Linked DNA regions of Mus musculus: region 1 is linked to region 2. The links are chromatin loops, found by intact Hi-C in ENCODE. Cell type or tissue: left cerebral cortex. All regions are shown on one strand. Links, peaks and the distances in the headings refer to the core of each region. The heading gives the core; the rest is flanking DNA. Region 1 holds the start of Slc4a4 (solute carrier family 4 (anion exchanger), member 4). Region 2 overlaps Dck (deoxycytidine kinase).

Region 1 (8,000 bases), core at 1-8,000, 95 kb after region 2:
AGTAAAAGGAAAATGGAAGATCATCAAATCTCTCTCTCTCTCTCTCTCTCTCTCTCTCTCTCTCTCTCTCTCTCTCTCTCTCTCTCTCTCGCTCTCTCTCCCTCCCTCCCTCCTCCCTTCTCCTCATCCTCTGACCATACCCTTTCAGGTTTATACCAGACTAGTTGCAAAGAACCAGAAGGAAAAGCCCATGTTTCTTGCTCTCAGTTAAGGAGGTGGCTACATTGACATAGGAATAGCAACGTCAATGAATCTTTGTTGCAATAGTGTTTACTAGCAAAACAGCTCCAAGTCAAAACAAATATCAGCACAAAGAAAACCGTGTAACAAAATACTTGTCGAACTTGTACAAATGAGTGACCTATTTAAAAAGAACTCCAAACGCAGGAACTCTTTTTATCAGCCCTTAACTTCTGTAGGCAACAAGATACAGTGTATCCATTACCTCATTTTTGTTTAGGTCTTGTCTTAGTTAGGGCCAGGGTTTCTATTACTGAGATGAAACACCATGACTAAAAAAGCGAGTTGAGGAGGGAACTGTTTATTCCACTTACACTTCCAGGAAGTCAGGACAGGAATGCAAGCAGGGTGGAACTTGGAGGCAAGAGCTAATGCAGAGGCCACGAAGGGGTGCTACTTACTGGCCTGCTTCCTGTGGCTTGCTAAACCTGCCTTCTTATAGAACTCAGGACCCACCATGGGCTAGGCCTTCCTCCACTGATCCCTACTGAGATGACTAAATGCCTTACAGCAGGATCTCATGTAGGCATTTCCTCCACTGAGACTCCTTTCTTTCTGATGACTCTCGATTGTGTCAAATTGACACATAAAACCAGGCAGTACAGGTCTCTTAGGAGATTTGTCTGAATGTTACATTTATTTTTATAACTTCGGGATAAATTCAATAGTACTGCTATTTTTCTGTCCTGATAAAATAATGAAAAGATTCTAATAAAATATGCTTATAGGTTCTACTGTCTAGTGAATAAGTAGCAGCAAGCACCACTTTTTTTTTAAAATTTTATTCTATGAAATAAAAGCAACTTAAATACAGAAGTCTTTAGGACCTAGTCAAAATTACACAAAGACTGAGAAAAATTCTACTGTGATAATCCTATCTGCAGGGCAGCTCCGTGGCCTACTTCCACTCCACGATTAACAGCAAGCCTACTAGTTGTGTAATGTTGGTATGTATCATGCTCTCCTTTGATGCTGTACATTGATGGGCCCAGGGCTAGGGCCTCAGAACTTTTTATCTGTGTTATCTGAGGCAGGAGGCTTCATCACCTGCCGCCACTAGATGGTGCTTGTCATTCTAACAAAGCTTCCTGCAGGAAGTTTTCTCTGTGTCTCTACTAGGACCATAGGTGGGAAAGAAACTTGATTAATAAACTAAATAGTAAATGGGTAGGTAGTTCAGAAGGCTATAAAGCACAGGGAACTATTGGGCAGAAACCAAACAAGCCATTACCAGTTAGGATTATACTAATTCCACCAATCTTTTCTTTCTTTCTTTTTTTCCCCTGGATATTCAACCCAGACCTTGCTCCTGTTATGCAGGCATTCTACTATTGAGCTAAAGCCCAGGACCTCTTATTTCCTTTATTGTGTTGTTTTATTGAGACAAGTCTTACAATATATTCCAGGCTGCCTTTGGGCTCACTCTGTAGCCCAGGCTGGCCTGAAGCCCGTCTTCCATGTTGAATTACAGGTATGCTCTACCACACCCAGACTTTTCTGTTTGCTCTTTTCATCCTCAAACTTTGTGAGCCATAGGAGAAAAAGAGCAAATTAATCTTTCTCTGTGTTTATAGGAATCAAAGGTGATAGGGCATATGTTAGGACAAGTTCGGAGGGGGAAAAAAAAACCAAAACCAAAACCAAAAACAAGACGATCAGTATTTATTGTCCTTGCTTGGAATGGCAAAAGCAAAGGTGACCGACCACACACAGAGTTAAAAAAAAGTTAATCATGACCTTTCCAAGGAAAGCACACGAATCTCTATTACTGGACAGTAATCAATAGGAAAGGAAATGGAACATGCCTTTTTAATTGTGGGATCGCAAACACCAAGTGGAGAGTGATAACAGGGCTAGCAGGCTGTCAGCCAAGGCCAATTCTTTTCTCATTAATTTAAGACACATACCAAATTTCACTCCACAGTACTCATTCTCGCCTCCCACCCCCACCCTGCTCACCAGCTCTGTACCCCCTTACAGGGCAAATTCTTGCCAATCTTGATAATAAGGTGCCTCCAGGGGTTACCTATCAATTTGCATGAAGGGCATTTTGACGTATTTTGCAGCCAAGCACATGGGAAATGTGTTTCTTGGACTTTTCCTTTCTCAGACAGTCACTAAAGCTGACTATTCATGGCTGGTTCACGACTATAATGAGAAATTGCCAGCTATGTTGAAATACATAATCCACAGCATGAAAAACTGCTGATCAGCAGTGGCAAATTCTTAATACAAAAGTGATTTCTTTTTTTTGCTCATGAGCTTTGGGGTTGCTGAGTCTTGCTGTGTGTTTAGGAGTGACAGTTACTTTAAACATTAGCCTAGAGACAAAATATAATTGCTCAGGGGGGATTTAAAGATCATGTCTTGTTCCACCTTCACTTCTCAATTGCCCCTATCGCTGCCGTAGGTTTTGTAGAATGTGTGAACATGAACGTAAGCCAGAAATGACAACAGCCAAACACATGACATTAGTGCATTTTAATTTCAGACATTAGGCAACTTGGGGTGGTTCCCAGTGCTTGCTGAGTGTTGAGTAAGGGTTTTATACACACCAGCTTTCCCCAAACACAACCTCTGTATCTGCTTCTCCAACCCCAGGGGAGACACCATGTATCTTCTTTAGTTCTAGATACTGAAGAAAAGGAAAGGAAAGGAAAGGAAAGGAAAGGAAAGGAAAGGAAGAAAAATAGTGATTCTACTATTAACCTATTTTACCTCTACACCCAAAGTCCCCCTTCTCAAGCATCTTATTACCTATGTTAGAAGTGTTGGAAGCAAGAGTTAGTATGTGAAGTGACTTCTCCCGTGCTTATGTATTTGGGTGGCTCAACGGTGACTTTCACATACAAAATGCATGAACAGGAAACACAGACATGCTTGCACCATATGATATGCGGCATAAGCCCATTAAATGGCCACTCTACAGGAGTTTTCAGAACATTAGATAGTGTCTGTGCTGGCAACTGCTCACACCTTAAAGGACTGACGGCAGTCGTACTGGGCTATTGACATAATTGTGATTTGCTTGGCAAGGGGGTATTTAATTAGTTTCATCAGCATAGTAAATATGAAAGATCATTTTGCAAATGTAAGAACCTGGCTTAGATGGCTGAGGGTGTTTCCTTAATTCAGACATAAGCCACCAATGACACTCCTGTGTCCCCCAGACATTCTTTGTCAAAAAAGATGACTGGTGACTTGATATGGGCGCTGACAACACTTTCTTTACCAACACACGCCAAGTTTTGTAGAGTAGCATCCGGAATGATCTGGGCAGGCAACTTCAGGTTCTTCCCATGTGGGGGGACTGAGGCCATCTGGGTGAAAAGTTGAACCTATCTCTGGTTGCGAGAAGCCTGGCAAGGCGAGACTGCGGGGTCGGGGGCCAGATGCCCCCTCCAGCCCCGGGAGGGCGCAGCGTGCTGAGCCCCCGGCGAGGGCGGCGCAGCCAGAGGCCCCTCCCCTCCTCCGAAGCTCGGGCGGCTGACGCGGAGCGGCGGCCGGGAGCCGAGGGGGCCGGGCGGGCGCGAGCGAGGGCAGGGCAGGGGGCCGGCCGTGGCCACTCGCCGCTTTAAATATGGATCGCGGGCTCGCGCTCGCCGCACAGCTTCGGCCGCCTAGCCCATCCCCGAGCCCGGCCTCGGCTGCAGCGTCGGTTCCCGGCAGCCACACAGAGAGCCGGGCGCACACGCGGGAACTGCGGGAGGCAGAGTAGAGCGGAGCCGCCCCGCCGCCGCCGTCCCCTCCCCGAGGCCAGCACCTCTGCTCCGCGTCGCCGATCCCTCCCCGCGGGGCCGACCCTCCCGCGGCCACCCTCGCCCCTCGGCCGCCTCCCCGACGCACAGTGCGCAGCCACCCACCCGGCGCCAAAGTTGCGACCGCTGCCCCGCGCGCTCTGCGACCGGCCGCGCCAACTTCCCAGCCCACGCCGCCCGGGTCCCCGCGCTCCCCCGCCTCCCAGCCCCGGCGGCGCGCGGGGCAGAGCTTAGGTGGCGGCGGCGGCCGAGGTGGCGGCGAAAGCGGCGGCGGCGGCAGCGGCGGCGGCGGCCGCTGCAGCCTCACACTCGGTCGCCAAGCTGGAGGAGCGACGGAAGCCCGACCCCAGGAGGTGAGTGGCCCAAGCGGTGGCAGGGAGGGTCGGCCACGTCCCCATGCCTCGCCCGCGGGGTGGGCACTGGGTGGCAGTCCCGCAGGGCGCGCGGGCGGCCTCGGTGCGTCCAGGGAGGGACGCAGAGAGAGAGAGAGAGAGAGAGAGAGAGAGAGAGAGAGAGAGAGAGAGAGAGGTCAGTGGCGGGCCAGGCATCCCCTGGGCTGGGCGCCGGAGAAGTGTGGACACCGCTGCTGTTGCTGCGGAAAAAGTACTTTTTATTCTGTCTAAGCGTTCAGATGACGACTTTGGGTGGTTCTGTTTTCCCCCTACTGCATAGCCGCCTGCACGTAACCGGGCGTTGTTGCCACGACTGTGGGGCCAGTAGACGCCCGGGCTGGGCTCAAGAGCAGTGACACTGTGTTTCCTTGAGCCCGGGTGGTCGCGGTGTGGCTGGGAACCTGCTTGAGGGGGGACACACCTCCAGATCCTTAAGCTCTGGAGGTTGGGGCAATAGTGCCATCGAGGCCGTGGTCCCTACTTCACTGTCCGCTCCAGGACCGGGCACTTGCATCTCTCCCTGGCACGCCGGAGGCGGGGGTGAGTCAGGCAGATTCTCTGCAAGCGGCACACATTTATTTGCAAGGGGGTGGGGGGAGTCAGAGGTTAAACTGGGATTTCTGTGGGCTGGCGACCGTGGAGCTCTCTCTCAGGTACTGGGCAGCATGTGCATCTTGGCAAGGACAGGTGATTCCTTTCTTAAGTGCATTGCCCTCAGCCTTTGCCAGTCTGTTAAGAACAGCCACCGAGCGACAGCAACTAACTGCAGCGGGCTCCACAAAGAGGAAAGTTCTCCGAGAACAAAAGGGGAAAAGAAAACCCCTCAACTTGGGAAACGCCAAGAAAGCATGTCTGCCTTGGCTCTAGCAAGTAGAGCCCTTCTCGGTTCCCTGTAAAGGTGTAGCTTTGCCTTTCTCCACTCCTAGAGGCCCCACCTTCTCAGCAAGATTGCCTGCAGCAAGTTCTTCCAGTCTGAAGTTCAAGTGCTCAAAGCACCTTTCTCTTCCCCTTGCCACTTAACTTCTCTCTCCCTTTTCACTTCAGTGCTAGACAGACTTGCTCTGGGTGAGAACTCCCCGACGCTGGGCTGCAATAACACAGTCTCGAATCCTGGAAAGGCTCTTTCTTAAGGCGCTGCATCGAACTTCCCTTTCTTAATCAGGGACTTAGGGTTGCGATATTATCTGAATGGAAGTGTGTATTGCTCACTAGTGCCTATACTCACTGTGATTTGAAGAGATTCTCTCTGGCAGCCAGTCCTGTGCTCAGCGGCTCAAAGACTTAAAAATAAATGTTTCTAAGAACCCTGGTCCTTGTGTTTGTCACATTAGCGAAATACTTTCCAGTCATTATTGTACCTTAGACTGGGGCTATTTGTACTTCATTCAAAGGAAGCGTGCCTGCTTTGTAAAGCTTTCATAGCAGAGAAAAACTTTTACTTTCATTTTAAAGTTAAATCTAAACAGGATTCTGATCTCTCACATTAAATGGTGAAATTTAATAGTTTTTACCATATCTCCAGGTATAGGTGAGATGGTACAAAACTCCCATACCTAGGTAGGATAGGAAACTTCTGCTATGAATTCTTGAGGTATAGGGCACATATATGGATGGGGTGAGAGACAGAAAATGGGATATTTTGGTAGTGCCAGGTATATTTGAGAAAGCAGAAAGCCTCATCCCTTTCTGTCTTACAGCATGAAAATGTCAGTATCATTATCTGGTTGAGGACTATTTTTGAAGACATGCAAGGCAGGTGCACTTTTCAGGTGGCCAGAAGTATGCTCAATTTGCTGATGTGTTCCGTTTGGTTCACTTTGTCAACATAAGAGAACTCGCAGTGTATGACAACAAGTGCCATCATTTTAAACGAAGACATTTGGATTTATAGAGATACTGTATAAAAGGAAGACAGGCAACTGTAGTGGAAGGAAAAAAAAATAAAAAATGTGTTGGAAGCCAGGCAACCTTTGGGACATCTCCCAGCACACCCTGGTGGTAATCTCATTTTTCACTGAGCTCTGGCAAGTGCAATTTGAAGATTCTGATCTCTTGTTCTGATAACATGCACGATAGTCTCTAGCTCACAACTTAAAGGAAAACAGCACTTAAGGAAGGAAACACACTGGTGAATCACTGTAGGTAATCAGGTTTCCCTGCCTGCCTTTGAGGGCGCTGCAGTCCATGAGGACTGCTATTGTTAGGGGAGCCAGTCCTGGGAGAATGCACTGCTGCAGAAGTGTGGCCAGGATACTCTGTCAGCTTGTTCCCTGATGTTCCTTTTAAACGCTAGGAATAAAGGCTTAAGTCTGGATTTGATGCATAGTCAGGTCTCGGTTGGAATGAACAAGTGGAAGATGATTAAGGTTTCCAAGTTTGTTTGTTTGTTGTTTTTTTCCATTCCAAAATGGAAGAGATCAGGGTACATGACTGATTGGTCCGAGGAAGCTGTAAACAGACCACTTATCTTATTTGATGTTGCTTTTTTTAGGACAACTTGAAGACCCATGAAATTTGTTTTTAATGGAACCCTTTAGCAAAAATGAACAGTTAGAGAAGACCCAGGAACCAAATAGGACTTTACCAAACTAGATACTATGACTCTTGCATATAGGTATTTTAGGGGATAAATTCTGTTTCTTTGATATAAGGTCAGGGGTACGTTGGATACAAATATTTTTTGCTTAACTCCTCACGTTCAGACACTTAGTACATTTTGGTCATAGATGTTTGGGTCCTAACTTGAAGTCATTTCATGTACCCACCACTGCACGAGTTTAGCTATTTTTCCAGCCATAGATGTGGATACTTTTTCACACAGCGCTGTCTAATCTGCATAGTTACACACAAAACCACACAAATTCAGAGGTGGCTCATTTTATTTTATCTTCAGCCACATTGACTACTATCACAATGGCTCCGAGGCTATGCCTTGTACTGCATTTCTCTGGCCTCAGCAGAGAGTGCCAAGACAGTTGGCAAGGCCCCAAAGGAAGATGAGAGTGTGAATGGCCATGCCTTTATTTACCTGCTGTGAGATGGGAGAGGGAAAAATGCTTCCTCTAGTCTTCTACAGGAAGTGCACAGGGGTAGACTCCTTAGTAATAATGTCTTTGTTGCCCCTGAATTAGGAGCTGTATCGAAAACGGATGGCAGTGGAAATAGTAACAACAGTTATGGTGAAACTGTTATTCATGTGTTGTTTGTGGGAGCCAAAACGCAGTCTTCTTCCCTGAAAATCAAGCAGATGGAAGAGGTTTTTATACTTAGCTGGGAGACTCAAAAAACCAAGACAGTGAACTTTTAAAAAAACTCCCTGGGTAGTTATTGGTGGAGGCTAGCATTCACAGTCTATCTGCAGACCACTGCTACATCTTCATTGAAGGACAATGGTGAAGAGGATGGGTGTTATTTCAGTCACACAGGAAGAGGGTAAAACAGATGAAAGTTCATCTCGTTTAATGTGATCTTCATCACCCCTAGGCCGTGCTGCCCATCAGCAGTGCCCACTTGCTTCAGGGCTGAGGTTTGAGATGCTACAGTGCTGAAGGTGTGGCCCTGCTTAATTCTCCGTTTCGGTGTTTTCACCGAACTTCAGTCTTGAGGGCTA
Region 2 (16,448 bases), core at 5,040-13,039:
GAATTTCAAGTCTGTAATAACCATAGCTTGTTTTGTGATATTGTTTTTTTGTTGTTGTTGTTGTTTGATATAAATAAATTTACGAACTTAAATATATATGTCAATAAATGAATTTAAATTTCTTGAACCTTTCTGAGACTTTAAAATTTTCTGAAGCAGGAGTCATCTGGTTATTTATCTTCTTGGAATGTCCGGACTTTGCATTTTCCAGTTAAGTCTGTGATCCATTTTCATTGTTGTGAGATATCAGGTTTGTTGTGGATTGGTGTGTGCACATGGCCTGTGTGCCTGCTCCAGCCCCGACTTTGCTCAGCTTTCGGGAGAGAACTGACTCTGCAAGCCTTTCCCTAGACCCTGGCTGTTGTATTTACCTAGTCTTGCCAACACTGCTGACTGTTCCTGGTAGCTTTGCAGTAATCCAGGTGACTAATGCTTACAAGGCTTGGCTTTGCGCTAGGCTGGCCTGGAACTCAGTCCTGCTCCAGAGTCCTTGGGGCTGGGCTACAGCTGTGCACCACCGTGGTTAGCTTCTTTTCAGTGTTGAGTTGGGCAATGCTCAGACCTTTCGTTCCCTATGACAGCATTAGAATCAGTTTGCCAGGAGCCGCAGAAGACCCAGCTGACGGTATTCACTGGCATTTTGTCGGGTCTATAGAACAAGCCGGGACGCTCCAACATTTGGATACTCGAAGAGTTTTGTTTTGCTGTCAGTGAACATTGAATATCGTTTCATTTATTTACTTCACTGACGTCTTCAAAGGTGTGTCCTTTTTTTCCATATAGATCATGCAGATCTTGTATGCATTTTTGTTTTATGCCTAAGTGGTAATGCATTTCGTGTTACTAACTTTACATCCTGCAAAATTCTGTATTCTAGATTCTTGTTTCTGTTGTTTTTCTGTCCGAGTGATCTTGCTGTGGACAGAGACTTTTTTCTGTCATTCCTTCCAACGAAGGTACCTTTTCTTTTTGTATTAGTACATTAGGTAGGACTTTGAGAGAGATGTTGAAAACAAACCATGGTACGAGGAGATCGTCGAGCCTTGTTCCCGATCCTACCAAGTAAGCTGTAGTTTCTTCCCACTAATGCAATATTAATTGTTGCAGCTTTAAAAAAAGGAAGGAAATTAATTTGTGGTAGCCTGTATAAACCTAGAGGACACTTTACTTAGTGAAATAATTTAGTTACAAAAGGATAGATACTATATGATCTTTATACAGAGTCTAAAACATCCTGGGTGGCCAATTGTGATCACTTGAGAATAAGAAGATGCTAGTCAAACGGTACAAAGTTTGGTTAGGAGGAACAAGTTTTGTGAGATGGGTCACAACATGGTGACTATGGTTAGTAATGTGTTCTTTTTATTTATTTACTTATTTAGATATATAAGTACACTGTCGCTGTCCTCAGACACACCAGAAGAGGGCATCGTGTCTCATTTCAGATGGTTGTGAGCCACCATGTGGTTGCTGGGAATTGAACTCAGGACCTCTGGAAGAACAGTCAGTACTCTTAACTACTGAGCCATCTCTACAACCCCAATATTCTTTAAAAAAAATCTTTTTATAAGTTTATTTTCTCATAGATTCCATCCTGACACAGTTTCCTCCACACCCCCCCTCCCCCCGGGCCTCACCTCCTCCATCTTTTTTTAGAATTTTATTTATTTTTGTTGTTTTTGAATGTGTATGTGCGTAACTGAATATATTTTAGTGTTCCACGTGCATGTAGGTTTCCTAGAAGACCAGAAGAGGGCATCTGATCCCCTGGAACTGGAGTTAGAGGCAGTTGTGAGCTGCCAGATGTGCTGGCTGCTGGGTCCTCTGGGAGAGTGACACCTGCCAAGTCATTTCTCCAAGCTCCAATAATGTATTTTTAAATACTAAGTAAGTTGTAAGCATCCTCAACCACCAGACATGATATTTGAGATCATAATTAGCTAGCTTTAACCATGTTACATATCATGACAAAAATTACACTTCAGAATTATATATAAAAACTTATATAAACTTTAGTAGTTTCCTTTCTATTGCTGTGATAAAATTACCCAGACAAAAAGCAGCTTAGGGGAGGACGTGTTTATTTTGGCTCACAATTAAGATTCTAGTCTCTGCAGTAAAGACAGCACCAAGAGCTTGAGACAGCTGGTCCCATCATGTCCACAGACCTAGAGATGGGACCACTCTTTGTTCCTACTTTGCTTGCTGCCTGGGCAGAGGAAGGCTGTCCTGTGAGATTTTATAATCAAATGCCTCAAGTGTGGAAGGACAGAAGAATTTTCTGTCTCCCAGTACTAAAAGTCTCCCTATTTTCATTTACTAAGGGAGTGACTAGCCCAACGAGCAGTGTGAACCCAGGAGACTGGGCGTAATGTGACGCAGACTCAGGCTGTAGTAGTTACTTTTGTGTCACTGTGACCAAATGCTTATTTCTCAGTGTCAGAGAGTCCAGGCCATGGTCATTTGGTTCCTGGGCAGAACATTGTGTGTGTGGCAGAGGAGAGCTATTTACGGCTAACCACAAACCTGTGGGTGTTACAAGAAGGGCCACAGATAATATACAAGGCCCCATTCCCAGAGACCTTTCTTTAGCCAGATCCCACATTCTAACGTTTACATAATCTCCCAAAGAATGAGTAAGACCTCACTCTCTGTTCCCAGGCTGGCCTGGAACTCGGAGATCTTCACACCCTGAGTTCTGGGATTGAAGGTGTGTTCCACCAAGCCTTGATAGGACCAAGCATGAATTTGTGGGAGTACATTTCAGATTCAAAAGAACATCCTTAGACCCCGAAGACTCAGGACTGCTTAATATGGAAAGCCTAAGCAATCGGAAACTAGCAAGAATGAAAGGTAATCATCGCCCCCAAAAGCCAAGCCCAGGGCCAGACGGATTCAGTTTTGAATTTTACCAGATGGATAAAGAATTAACAAATGCTGACACTCTGAAAACTGTTTCGTAAAACGCAAAGGGAACGCTTCTAAGGTCTCTCAATGGAACCAATACTTCCCTGATACCCAAACCAGGTAACACAACGAGGTGGGACAAGGAAAACATTGCTGGTGACCAGTTTCCTTAGCAAATATAAATAGCTATAGTCACAGGGACTGTGGTATGGACATAAAAACAGACACATGGACTGATAGGAAGAGAAAAGACCCAGAGATAGCTCACAGATGAAATGACTTTCACATGATCAAGAACCTTCTGAAGCCAACCTCTTCAACAAAGGATGCTTGAAAATGTGGACATTCACATGTAGAAGGCTTAGATCCCCGTCCCTCCCCCTGAACAAAATCTACTCAAAGTAATTAAAAACCCTTAATGAAACGCGGAAACTACTCATAGAAACAGGCACAACATTTCAAGATACAGATTATGAGTTGTTTTTGAGGCAGTGTCTGCTATGTAGACCGGGCTGGTCTCAAACTCAGTCTTCTTGCTTTAGCTTACGAAATGTTGAGATAGATTCCAGGAGATGAGTGTCATCGTGCATAGAGAGGCTATGGTCTGAAAGGGACAGTGCACCAGAATGTAACAAAGTTGACAAACATGATGAAATTAAACTGAAAGGCTGCTGCATAGAAGAGACATTACCAGAGCGCATGTGGCCTGTAGCATGGGAGATCGTTCCCAGCTGTTCTGACGTGAGAGTAATAGAATATACAGACTTAAAACTAAATACCTAAGGAACAAAGATTTTAATCATTAACGAGCAGCTGCATGGAGCACAGTTCTCAAGGTATGTAAATGGGGGCTGCAAAGATGGCTCACCAGCTAACAGTACTCGCTGTTGGACTTGGGTTTGACTCTTAGAACCCACGTGGTAGCTCATGGCTGGCTGTACTTCTGGTTCCAGGAACTTGACCTCCCCTTTTTGGCCTCAGTGTTTACAGGTGTGTGCATGTGTGAGCGCACACACACACATACAAACACACAAGCAAAATACCCATACACAAAAGATGTTTTTTAAGTGCAAATAGCCAATAAATACAAATAATCAATTTCCTTAACATAAAGGAAAAACTTAAAACTACTCTGAGATTCCATTTCACCCCAGTCTGTAGTAGCAGACAAGAAAGGTGGATCAGAATGGTGTAGGTTGGAGAAAACATACTGTTAGAATGTTCAGCTACTCCAGAAATCAGTGTAGGGGTCCTCAATACATTAGGAATAGAACTACCATCTGTTATTCTACTCCTGGCTGTCTACCCAAACGTCTTAAGTCAGGTACAATAGTGATGCTTGTACATGCACCTACCCTGCCCATCAATGGATGAGTAAATGTCATACAATAGAATTTTAGCGGTAAGGAAGACTCAGTCATTTGCTGGAAAATGGGTGGGACTATAGACCATCATACTAAGCAAAGTATGCCAGACTCAGACAACACATGTTTTCTCTCATGCAGCTGGTTGATGAGCAACAACTAAAGATGTTAAATTAGACTCTTGGATGGGGAGCGCTGGAGTGAATCTTCTTGGAATATGCTGCATCCATGGATGAGAGTGTCATGATGAAACTGTTATTTTGTACAAACACCAATAAGAGCAAAAAACAGACCCTGTCATGTCCTGTTACATTCGCATTTATTTGATCCACACCAGCAGTTGTTACATTAGCTTTAATACATTGAACATTACAAAAGTAGCAGGCGTGTGCGCGCGCGCGCGCACACACACACACACACACACACACACACACACACACACACACACGGCTTCCAAGACAACAATGTAACCTACAAATGTTGGCATTGCTTTTTACTGTCTTGCAGCTATGGATTCCAGTGTCTTTATCTAAAGTAGGGTCATATAGGAATTAAGATACAGTACTTGCCTCACGTGTGCAAGTCACTATGTTTAATCCTCAGTACCACAATAAATAAATAACAGCCCATAAAACAGACAGTTTAAAAGTGTAATATAACACTCCTCCATTGTTGGTGGGATTGCAGGCTTGTACAACCACTCTGGAAATCAGTCTGGAGGTTCCTCAGAAAATTGGACATAGTACTACCGGAGGATCCAGCAATACCTCTCTTGGGCATATATCCAGAAGATATCCCAACCGGTAAGAAGGACACATGCTTCACTATGTTCATAGCAGCCTTATTTATAATAGCCAGAAGCTGGAAAGAACCCAGATGCCCCTCAACAGAGGAATGGATACATAAAATGTGGTACATTTACACAATGGAGTACTACTCAGTTATTAAAAAGAATGAATTTATGAAATTCCTAGCCAAATGGATGGACCTGGAGGGCATCATCCTGAGTGAGGTAACACATTCACAAAGGAACTCACACAATATGTACTCACTGATAAGGGGATATTAGCCCAAGACCTAGGATACCCAAGATATAAGATACAATTTGCTAAACACATGAAACTCAAGAAGAATGAAGACTGAAGTGTGGACACTATGTTCCCTCCTTAGAATTGGGAACAAAACACCCATGGAAGGAGTTACAGAGACAAAGTTTGGAGCTGAAACGAAAGGATGGACCATCTAGAGACTGCCATATCCAGGGATCCACCCCATAATCAGCTTCCAATCGCTGACACCATTGCATACACTAGCAAGATTTTGTTGAAAGGACCCAGATGTAGCTGTCTCTTGTGAGACTATGCCAGGGCCTAGCAAACACAGAAGTGGATGCTCACAGTCAGCTATTGGATGGATCACAGGGCTCCCAATGGAGGAGCTAGAGAAAGTACCCAAGGAGCTAAAGGGATCTGCAACCCTATAGGTGGAACAACATTATGAACTAACCAGTACCCCGGAGCTCTTGACTCTAGCTGCATATGTATCAAAAGATAGCCTAGTCGGCCATCACTGGAAAGAGAGGCCCAATTGGACACGCAAACTGTATATGCCCCAGTACAGGGGAAAGCCAGGGCCAAAAAAATGGGAATGGGTGGGTAGGGAAGTGGGGGCGGAGGGTATGGGGGACTTTTGGGATAGCATTGGAAATGTAATTGAGGAAAATATGTAATAAAAAATATTAAAAAAAGTGTAATATATATGTCAGTTATTAAACGGTGCTCAGTGGCAGAGTGGCACACAGCTATCATCCTATGCACTTGGGAGGCAGTGGAAGACTGGCCGATAAAAACTTGAGGCTAATGATCTAGATAGTTCCAGACCGACTAGGGTTATGTCTCGAGACCCTGTCAGAAAAGGAGCAAGATGAACATGCAAAGTAAGCATTATTATCAGCATCTTTATTTCCTCTTATTTAACATGCTGACTGTTGGAAACATGGAAAATGAGTGATTCTGTGCAGTAGTAAAAAGGAATGAGCTGGGTGTAATCCAGTCACTTTGAATGGATCGTGAGTTCAAAGTCAGCCTGAGCTGTATTGTGAGCCCCTGCCTCAGGACAGAAGCCTGAGTAAAGCGGAGCTGCAGCAAGACCCCTCCTGTGCTTTTAAGTGGATGCAGTGTGGATGCTGTTCCTCCCTCCCCTCCTAAGTGTGCAGCGAGCTAAGCTATTGTCTGCTTACATCTGAAGAGCAGGATTGTTACGGAGGGTGAGATATTTGGGAAGATGTCTTAAGTAATTCATTCCCCATTCGATTTCCTCATTAACAAGTATGTATTAAGCTTCTCCTATATGCTGGGGCTGATAAAGGAGAAACATATTAGCAACTACTCTCCCTTTGGATGAATTTTAAAATTATTAAGGGATATTAGTTCATAATTTACTTTTATTATTTGAATAGTGTTGAATATAAATCTTTGTATCTTAATATTGTAAAAAAATTAGAGTTCTTCCTTTGTGAATGTAAACCTTTTTGCTAAAACGGTAAGTGTCGATGGATTGTTTATAGGTCATAAGAATTAGAGAAAACTGGGAAGCATTTTCAGCTTCATAGTCTTACCATTAAGAAACTGTCTTACATGGGGATGTAGATGGGATTAATAGGAAATGAGTTTTGCTCATTCCCAACATGGTGTGTGTGTGTGTGTGTGTATTCAAGTGTATGCTTGTGTTTGGGTGACAGCCAGAGGACAACTACTTTGGGTGTCACCCTCAGGAAAGCCACCCACTAATTAGATAATGCCCTCTTCTGGTGTGTCTGAAGACATAGACACTGTACTCACATATATAAAATAAATAAATCTTTGATACACACACACACACATATATGTAAATTTATATGCCAAGTGTTGGACTAGTACCTAGTTAAAAAAAAAAACATTGATAGACATAAAAAGGAGATTTAGGCTCCAGTGTAACAGTGGGTGACCCTTTTTTTTTTTTTAAGCTTTTCACTCATTCATTAATTTATTCACTTTACATCCCAGTATCAGCCTCCCAGTGCCTCCCTCACACAGCTTCTACCCGTACTCCCCTGAGAAGGGGAGGCTCCCCTGGATATTCCCCCACCTTAGTCACTGCAGGGCTAGGCACATCCTCTCACAGTGACTTTTAATACCAAGAATAACTGAATAATTGGAGAAAACAGCCCAAATTCATGTGAGACTTCACAGAATTCACAAATTCACAGAAGACTTCAAATAGCCAAAGAAACCTAAGCAAAGCCGTATTGGAAGCAAAATAAGACAAGGAAAACACTTCAGGATATCGGCACGGGTAGAGTTTCTGGGTAAGACCTCAGAAGTAGAGAAAACAAGAACCGGCACCCAGAATTACATCACAGTTCTCCCCAGAAAGCAGATGTGTCACTGGCCGCAAGCTTGAGGCTTCAAAAGAAGCTCTCTACCTACTGCTTGCCATCTGAAATGTGAGCTCTCAGACATTCCTGACGCTGTGCTTCCTCCTTGGCATTCTGGATTCTAGCCCTCTGGAACTGTAGCCTAAATGAACGTTTGCTTTCACTAAAACGTTTTGTTTGTTTTATTTTATCAACTTCATGTCAGGGTTTAACTGACGTCAGCCTAGAAATCCCTGTGAGAAAGGATTTGTTACCCTCCACTTCTACCCCAAGTCCCCACAGTTAACATGCTCGGAGCTCTAACCCTGTGCCAAGCACTTAACATCCTTTGCATAATACATCTTTAAATCTGCCAATCCTGTGTAAGAGGTTTTTTCCCCCTGGATATTTGCTTTATTTACATTTCAATTGTTTTCCCCTTTCCAGGTATCCCCTTTGGAACCCCCCTATCCCTTTCACCTTCCCCTGCCTCTATGAGGGTGCTCCCCCATCCACCCACTCCCATCCTCTTGCCCTGGCATTCCCCTACACTGGGGCATTGAAGACCCTCAGCCCGAGGGACTCTCCTCCCACTGATGTCCAACAAGGCCATCCTCTGCCACATATGTGGCCAGCACCATGGGTTGCTCCATGTGTATTCTTTGTTTGGTGGTCCAGTCCCCAGGAGCTCCGGGGTGGGGGTCTGACCTGTTGACACTGTTGCTCCCTCCATGGAGCTGTAACCCCCTCAGCTCCTTCAGTCTCTTCTCCAACTCCTCCATTGGGACCCCCACCCCCACCCCCCAAGCTCAGTCCTATAAACATTATTTTAAAAAGCATGTAAGCTTTCACGTTTGTGGTTTGTTATGAGCATGCAGTTGCCTGGGGTGGCCAGAAGAGGGCATCAGATCACCGGAGCTGGAGTTAAAGACACTTGAACTCCCGGCTTACTGCTGTTGAGAGCTAAATGTTCTTAACTGTTGAGCCATTTCCCCAACCCCTCCTGAGATGGTTATTTAAGGGGAGAAAGCTCTATCTTGGATGTTGGCAGCCTCATCTAGTTTGCTAGAGTCCTGAATGGAATAAAAAGGAAGCCTACTAATGAAGAATTCTCTTAGCTCCTGGCTTCCGGGATGAAAGTCTGCGTCTACCATACCCTCACTCCCAGCCAATTGGCTGAACATGCAGGCCAAAGGAAAATTCCGAGTTTTTTCGTTAGTTTATCATGCTGATCAAAGTCTGTCTAACACGGGTGGGGGCTCAGGGTAGGCCATGGTGGCCTGGAATTGGCTGCATTGGCTTTCTGGGTGCTGCTAGGATCCTCATGCACTAACATGTCTGACTCTGTTACCTGTTATTTTAAAGCAAGGCAGATAAAGGTTTTTGTGTTCCTTTTTAGAAGATAGATTCAAATAAAAGTAACTCCCAATACCTATGTGTGTGTGTGTATGCTCTATTTTTTAAAAAAGATTTATTTATTATATGTAAGTACACTGTAGCTGTCTTCAGACACTCCAGAAGAAGGAGTCAGATCTCGTTACAGATGGTTGTGAGCCACCATGTGGTTGCTGGGATTTGAACTCCAGACCTTCGGAAGAGGAGTCGGGTGCTCTTACCCACTGAGCCATCTAACCATCCCCATGTATGCTCTATTTTTGTAAAAGAAACTATTACTCTTCTCTTATTTGGGTAAGCGACTATTATGATTAGGGTAATGAATCCACTATTCCTGGAGTGATCAAAGGAACAACACAGAGGACAGGCACCTGGGTAAACCTTCATGCAGTAGGAACTAAAGGGAACGTGAACCTTTTGATGTGTCTTTTCCCCCTTTCTATCTTGAAGTTAAGAAAAGTTCAAAATAGAGCAAGCTCAACGAGAATCAAGAAATCAATTTAAAATGATCCCTGTAGGAAAAAATGAGGTAAGAAGAAAGTGAGGCAGACAAGGAGGCGCTAGGAGGAGGAGCCATGGGGATAGCACAACTGCATGGGTAGGGCACCACATAAATGTTAAATCTGAAAAACTGTTTTATTTTGACATCTTTAGGATATATATATATATATATATATATATATATATATATATACATACATACATACATATATATATATATATATATATAGAGAGAGAGAGAGAGAGAGAGGGAGAGAGAGATGTAGACTTGGAGGACAACTCTCTCTTAGTTGGCTGTGCCTTGGGCAAGCTTTGACTTCTGTGAGCTTCAGTATTCTTACTTGGCAAGTTGTGGCAGTAGAACTTTTCCAAGGTACAGGCTTGTTTTAAAGAGCCAATAGTGTAAAAGCCTTGAAAGGCCTTTGCTTGTTATGATACATAGAAATGCTAATAATTATTATTCAGGAAGCTCCAAGAAAGAGAAATCAAATGTAAAGACAGCGCGTGATTCCCAACTCACGCTTGCTTTGCTCTTCCTAACAGATGAGAAGCAGAGTGAATCGATCAGCAGTAGGGCCTCCGCACTAGCTCAGCCATAAAGGAGGGAGGCTCAGCCCGACAGCCCACGCTCAGTGTCCGAGTTCTTGTAAAAAGCCAAATGCGCATCTTGGTACTCTGACAGAGAGATGGAAGGCAGACCTGAGGCTTGCCTGGAAGCCGATGGGCCAGTGAGCCTGGAGTATGGATGTGACTCAAGATGGATGCCCAGAATCCACGTAAAGGCGGAGGAAGAGAACTGACTACTGAAATTGTTCTCTCACCTCCACATGCTTGTGAGTCGCAGACAGACAGACAGACAGACAGACACCAATAAACAAAATAAGCTAGAAGAAATAACTGCCATGACTTTTGCATTTTCCTTGCTGTAAGTTTTCCCTACTGATCACTTCATACAGAAGAAATACAAAGATCTTTGTGTTACATCAACTTTGAAAAAGAACTGTTCCTAACTCTTAAGACAAGGGAGGAAGAGAGAGAGAGAGAGAGAGAGAGAGAGAGAGAGAGAGAACAGCAGAGAGATGGTCTGTTGGCCATGACCTGCTGTTTTGAGATTGGCTAGGAGTCCCTATTTGGCTGCCTTCCCCCTTCTCATTTGGCAACTCTTGAGCCTGCATCCTTCAGAAGATATTAGGAGCTGAAAAGGAGGGAAGGTGGACTTCTTTGATTTTTCCAGACATCATTGCTGAAAGGACATCACTACAGACCGTCTGAAGGGTCCGGACTGTAAGTATAACCATAAGCGTTTTTATTTAGGGTAGTAGACATCTGCAGCAGGAAAGACATGGTGTATGTCTATCTACCTTTCTGTCTTAGTAGGGAGTGACGACGGAACTAGGAATCTCTGTCTTAATTTGATTTCCATTTATTATCAAGGGAAATACATTCAGAGAAAGATGCAGACACCTTCCATCTACAGGTTCAAATATTGCATGCGTTTTTATGGCCTTTTATGATCAAATACATGGAAAGAAAGAGAAACGTCACGAACGGCATGGGAAGAGCACCTGGAGAGAACCAGTTTTAGGACTGATGTACTAAGTTAGATGAATTCAAAAGCAAATATGTAGAAGGTAAATAGAGAAATCTAATATCCCATCTGCTTGCATAAAGGGCGTGCTATGACACTGATCAGTTTTATTTGTAGTTTGTAAGGATATGCTTTGAATCATTTTTGTTAGAAGTCCAAATCTCTATTATCAGGCATTTATGCACCAAGTCTGTGGTTCTATTTGCCTGTGTTGTTATTTCACTATTTTTTCTTTGCTGATAAATGGTCAAATTATCATAGCTGAATAATTTTGTTATACAAATTAATAAATGTTCAGTGCTAAATATTTTTATTATAGTTGATAATATTTGGTATTTTAATATGCACACAAATTTGTTAATTTAAGGCCAGTCCTATTTTAAGCTGTACAATTATTTTGAATAATTGTGTATTTAAGAAGATTTGACTTTTTCATAGCTTTCTCAAAATTGGTAATTTTTTTCTCCTCATTAAGGGCTTGAGAAAGGCTCATTTTGTTAGCTTAGTCTTAAGTATAGTAAAACCATTAGGTGCAAAGTATTACTTACTTACTTACATTTGTTATTAGAAACTCAATGATACATAAAGGAATAAGCATTCAGAATAATGTCAAAGCAAAGATAAAATTTCAGGTGTAACTTTCTTGTAAAGAGAGTACAGGGACTGTTTATAGAGTGGTTTGTTACTTAAGGCGTCTTTATATATTTTGTCATCCAGTTCTTAAATCCTTCTTTCTCAGCTAACAAAAATAGGTGATCTCTTTTGTCTGGATACATACCTGGTGTGTGATAATATAATAGTAAGTCTCCAAATATTGGCTTGACAGAAAATGAACTTATTGATGCAACTGTTGATACTGCTATGTACACATGCCTCACTACCCAGTGTGAAAATACCACTCTCAAGCTAGAGCTGAGTTCTTATATTTATTTTCATCATGATCTTTGCTTATTTGGTCTTTAGTTACATTTGTTAATTCATGTAACATGTAACTACACGTTGCTGCTGCTTAATTGGTCTGTAAGATCGTGGTAGATATGAATGGTGTTTATCCACCACCGAGTCCACTGCCATTGTCAGAGCATCATCCCTGGATGGGAATAAGAGTGCACATTATGAATTATCGGACCACAAAACCAGGAGTTTGGCTTTGCGACCGGTGGATGATGGATGCGATTTATACTTGATTGAGGTGGGAGTTGGGCTGGAGAGAGTGTCTTTTCTGTGGCTATGGTCAGTGGGAAGGCTATGCACCATGATACTTATGATCTGGGGCAAACCCAGAAAGATGTAAAGGAGAATTTGCTGTATCCCAGAACAAGGGACAAACCCAATTTCCCCCAGTTCTGGGCCTTTGAAAATATTTCCTGACCTCCTGCGCTTCATTAGCAGACTCCAACTCCTCCCTCAGTTTTCAGCTGTAGTTTTCTCCACGAAACTCTGGCCTAAGGCTGAATGAAGTGTCTCTCTTCTGTGTTAACCACAGCACCAAATACGCTCCTTCTTGCCACACATTATAAAATTGTGCTGTGCTGGCCTATTTTCATTATTGTTGTTTCTGTTTTTTTTTTTTTTTTCTCCTATGTGTGTGTTCTCTACTGATGCAAACTCCATGAAGATGGGGCTTATAGGTTTTTGTTACCATTTTACCATAAGTCAATAACGGGTAATCAGTTTTTGTTAACTCCATAAATGAAAGGGGAATAATGAGAAAGTAGAAGACTCTGAAGGTAATTGTCATCTACTGAGTATCTGTGAAGTGAGTCGGCCTTCACAGATGTTAATATTTAATCCTGGTAACAGTCTAAATAGGGCCACTGAGGTTCAAAGGACTTCACTTGGTGAAGTGACACTGCTTTGATTTGTTTGAGCCAGAATCTCGGAATGGAAAGCCTTTTTCTTCCCACCTGGAAACACTGCCTCTCTCACAACTTTATCTACGTAAATGGTTACAGGGTGAAAAACATCTGTATTCTCTCTAATAAACTTCTAAGATAGGCATTGTCGCCTGATTTATAGCCAGTGAAAGGCATTGTTTTTTTTAAAATGAGATACCCTAGATACAAGTGCTTTGCTTTGCTCCAATCTCACAGCTGCCTCCCTCTAGAGGACTCGCGCCTCCCCACAGTGAGACGGAAAAAGGTTTAAAGATTTCTAAGAGTCTTTCATGACAGAAACGACTCCAGAGAGATACACCTCAGAAGGGCTGGGATAATTTCTACATTTTCTTTGTCATTTTTCCTTCAAGAAAGCTGTTAACAAACTTGGGAATAATTGCTATTAATACTATCAAGTTCTCCCCCCCCCCCTTTGGTGTCTGATTTATTGATGGTTTCGTATCGCTGCGAACTCATTCAGCAGACTGTCCACGCAGTCCACTGCAGGATGATCTTGGATTTGAGGCAGGTCCTTCTGCTCTGCCACTGGCCCTCTCGGAAGCAGCTTGTCTACCAGTAACCTGGCTTTCCCGCAGTCCTTGGACTGCAGCTTCTGGCAGGAGGATCTAAAGGGCTTTCCCCAGAGGTCGTTGACTTAGGCCACTGTTGGCCTGACTTTCCTTTGCTCTTTACCCTCCCTGCGGTCCACTTCTGTTGAGAGGAGAGCGATCCGGGTTGCGATGTGGATGAGGAATGTCTGTTTCTGACAGCAACAAGCACATTTGGTGTGCAAAGGAACATAAATGCATTTTCTGGGTGTTGTCAGCCTGCTTGGCAGCTGCTTTAACACATAGAGGTCACAAAAAGGAAAGAATATGTCTTCCTAACTTCAGACATGTGTTCCAAGCAGATTTCAGTTCCCTGAGACCACAATGAACCAAACTTTCATTGTAATTTCTTAACATAATGTTACACTTAAATGACTTAAAGGCCAATTGCAAATTTGAGAAGAAATTGCTCTAAATCAAATACAATGCTTCCTAATATACATTTCGGCCACTGGTTCTTTTGTTCGGTGTCTTAGTGCTCTCTGTAAATGTTTGATGAAGCCACAGTTCATTATTGACTTTTCTTTGATCTTCCCACTAGTTAAAAATATTTGTGTTTCTGCTTTCCTTGTGACTTTGCGTTTGTGTTGTCTGGCGCTGGAATTTTCTGAGCTTGTGGGGGAGAGAAGGAGAGGAATGTGGATAATGTAGGCCCAAGTAGGTTGCGGCTGGATAAAAAGAAATCCTAGGCTAGCTTTTTAACAGTGGAGTTATAATTTATATAACGATTGTGAATTTAAGCTGAGATTGGTGGTACGTGCATGCTCAAAATCCAGTACTTGGAGGCAGAGGAACAGGGATCCAGAGTTTGATGTCATCTTGGGCCACATAGTGAGACCCTGTCTCAAAAAAAAAAAAAACCACCCAAAACCCAAAATAAAACGAAACAAAAAACAAACCAAATGAAACCAAGCACTATGAATATAAAACAGATTTTACACACACACACACACACACACACACACAAACAATAACTCAGCAGAATAATTTTAGTACCATACAGGTACCCAAGGGCACCTTCCTGGGAACAGTGAGCTACCAGAAAAGCCACGATGCTGAGTTTTGTCACTGTAACTTGGTGGTGTTAGGATCACCACACTTTTTTTTTATTGAACATCTAAAAATTACATTTACACATATATTTTGGAGTTGGGTGGGACAGGTGAGTACCCCGGCATGTGAACCGAGGTCAGAGGACAACTTGGAGTTACTTCTTTCCTTCTACCTCATGGACCCTGAGAATCGAACCCTGGTCAGCTGCCTTTACCACTTGAGTCTTGTTTTGTTCCAAAAGTGACATAGATCTTTTTCTTTTCATTTTATTGGGCAAAGTAAGTTGTATGACCAATCGCCAATGCAAAGGGAACTATAATACTACTCTGAGCCCACATAGAGAAAGACTGGATCCCCCCCTGCCCCCCCCGGCCCCCGAGACAGGGTTTCTCTGTGTACCCCTGGCTGTCCTGGAACTCACTTTGTAGACCAGGCTGGCCTTGAACTCAGAAATCAGCCTGCCTCTGCCTCCTGAGTGCTGGGATTAAAGGTGTATGCCACCACTGCCTGGCCAAAGACTGTTTTTTAAGATTAACATGGAAGAGGGATACCGTCTTACAAGTTTGATTTCTAGCAATATGATGAGGAAGATATTTGGGCTTCCCAGTTGTACTAAAAAGCAACCAAAGTTCTGAGTAGAATGTAAAACAATTACCGAATACTTTCATAAACAGAGAAAAAAAATCCCACTCAAGTCAGAACGACTGAAAAAGGGACCATAGAGACCAGGCTACAGAGTGGCCTCTGAGCTTTGGTGTAGTATGGGGTAAGAGGCTGAGAGCCAAAGTTCTGAGAAATCTTTAATAAACAGATCTGTCTACGCTATGAACAGCTTTCTTTTGCTGCCTCGGTTGCTGAGTAAGTTTCAGGCAGTCTGTAAATAGGTAGCTCATGGGGAAAAGGGACTAAGAGAAGAAATGGGTGGGAATGGATATGAGCAAGATACCTTGTAGGCATGTATAGAATTCTCAAAGAGCGAATAGAAATTCCAAAGTAACTGGTTTATGTTGTTAAATTTTGGTAGAATGACATGACTGGCACCTAGATTTTAATGTTCTCATCCAACAATATAAGAAACACATTTCCTCAATTTCCATAGTTTGGGGCTCAGTAAAGGCATTTCAACAAACAGTGATTACTTTTAACGTATCAAAATGCTATTTTCTATACTATTGAATAGAAACTATATGCATATTTCATAAAACAGAAAATCCATAAATGGACATACTATAACATCAACTATCTCTTCTTAATTTCCTGGTCATTGTTGCCTACCCAAAAGATTCATGAGTATAAGCCTTCCCCCACAAACACAAAGCATAACCAATGACAGTATTCGCAGCTCACTGTTTCTCCATGTAACTGCACATTACTCTAAGAGATCATTTCAAACTATGTGGGTTTGTCTTACCCTTGAAAGGCTGTATGTATGTGATTGAATTTTATACATGTATCCCACTTGTTCTATTTTGGTATTTCAGATACTTCTGAATACATACACATGTGTGCACACAGACACACACACACACTGACTCAGAATACACACTCACACAGTCACTCACAAATATATACACTCACACGCATAAATACATACTCATGCACACTTTCTCACACACATTCACACACACTCATTCACACACACTCATTCACACATACTCATGTACACTCATTCTATCACATATATACACACACACTCACACATACATACACTTACACATACACTCACACATATACACAGACACACACACAGGCACACAGACA

Evidence for each region. A loop is a pair of places that touch in the nucleus more often than their neighbours do. Peaks named below come from ENCODE experiments on the same cell type or tissue, not always from the same donor. Only the 100,000 strongest peaks of a DNase experiment are listed, where the experiment ranks them.
Region 1: it touches region 2 in a loop (5-fold over the local background); 6 of 42 quality-filtered maps call a loop at or near these places.

Annotation. Positions count from the first base shown.
Region 1 is chr5:88,882,974-88,890,973 of GRCm38, forward strand. It overlaps Slc4a4 (solute carrier family 4 (anion exchanger), member 4), which reads left to right and starts at 4,287. Exons shown (of 27, transcript NM_001359211.1): 1 at 4,287-4,351. In left cerebral cortex, for the core only: CTCF peaks have their summits at 1,283 (motif pointing right) and 6,558; DNase peaks (open chromatin) are centred at 1,280, 4,007 and 4,683; H3K4me3 peaks cover 2,749 bases.
Region 2 is chr5:88,783,151-88,799,598 of GRCm38, forward strand. Dck (deoxycytidine kinase) reads left to right here. Exons shown (of 7, transcript NM_007832.4): 7 at 1-127. It also overlaps a transcript of Slc4a4 not described here. Among named protein-coding and RNA genes, the nearest start is that of Dck, 26 kb to the left of the region's middle. In left cerebral cortex, for the core only: a CTCF peak has its summit at 8,568 (motif pointing right); DNase peaks (open chromatin) are centred at 7,811 and 8,572; H3K4me3 peaks cover 417 bases.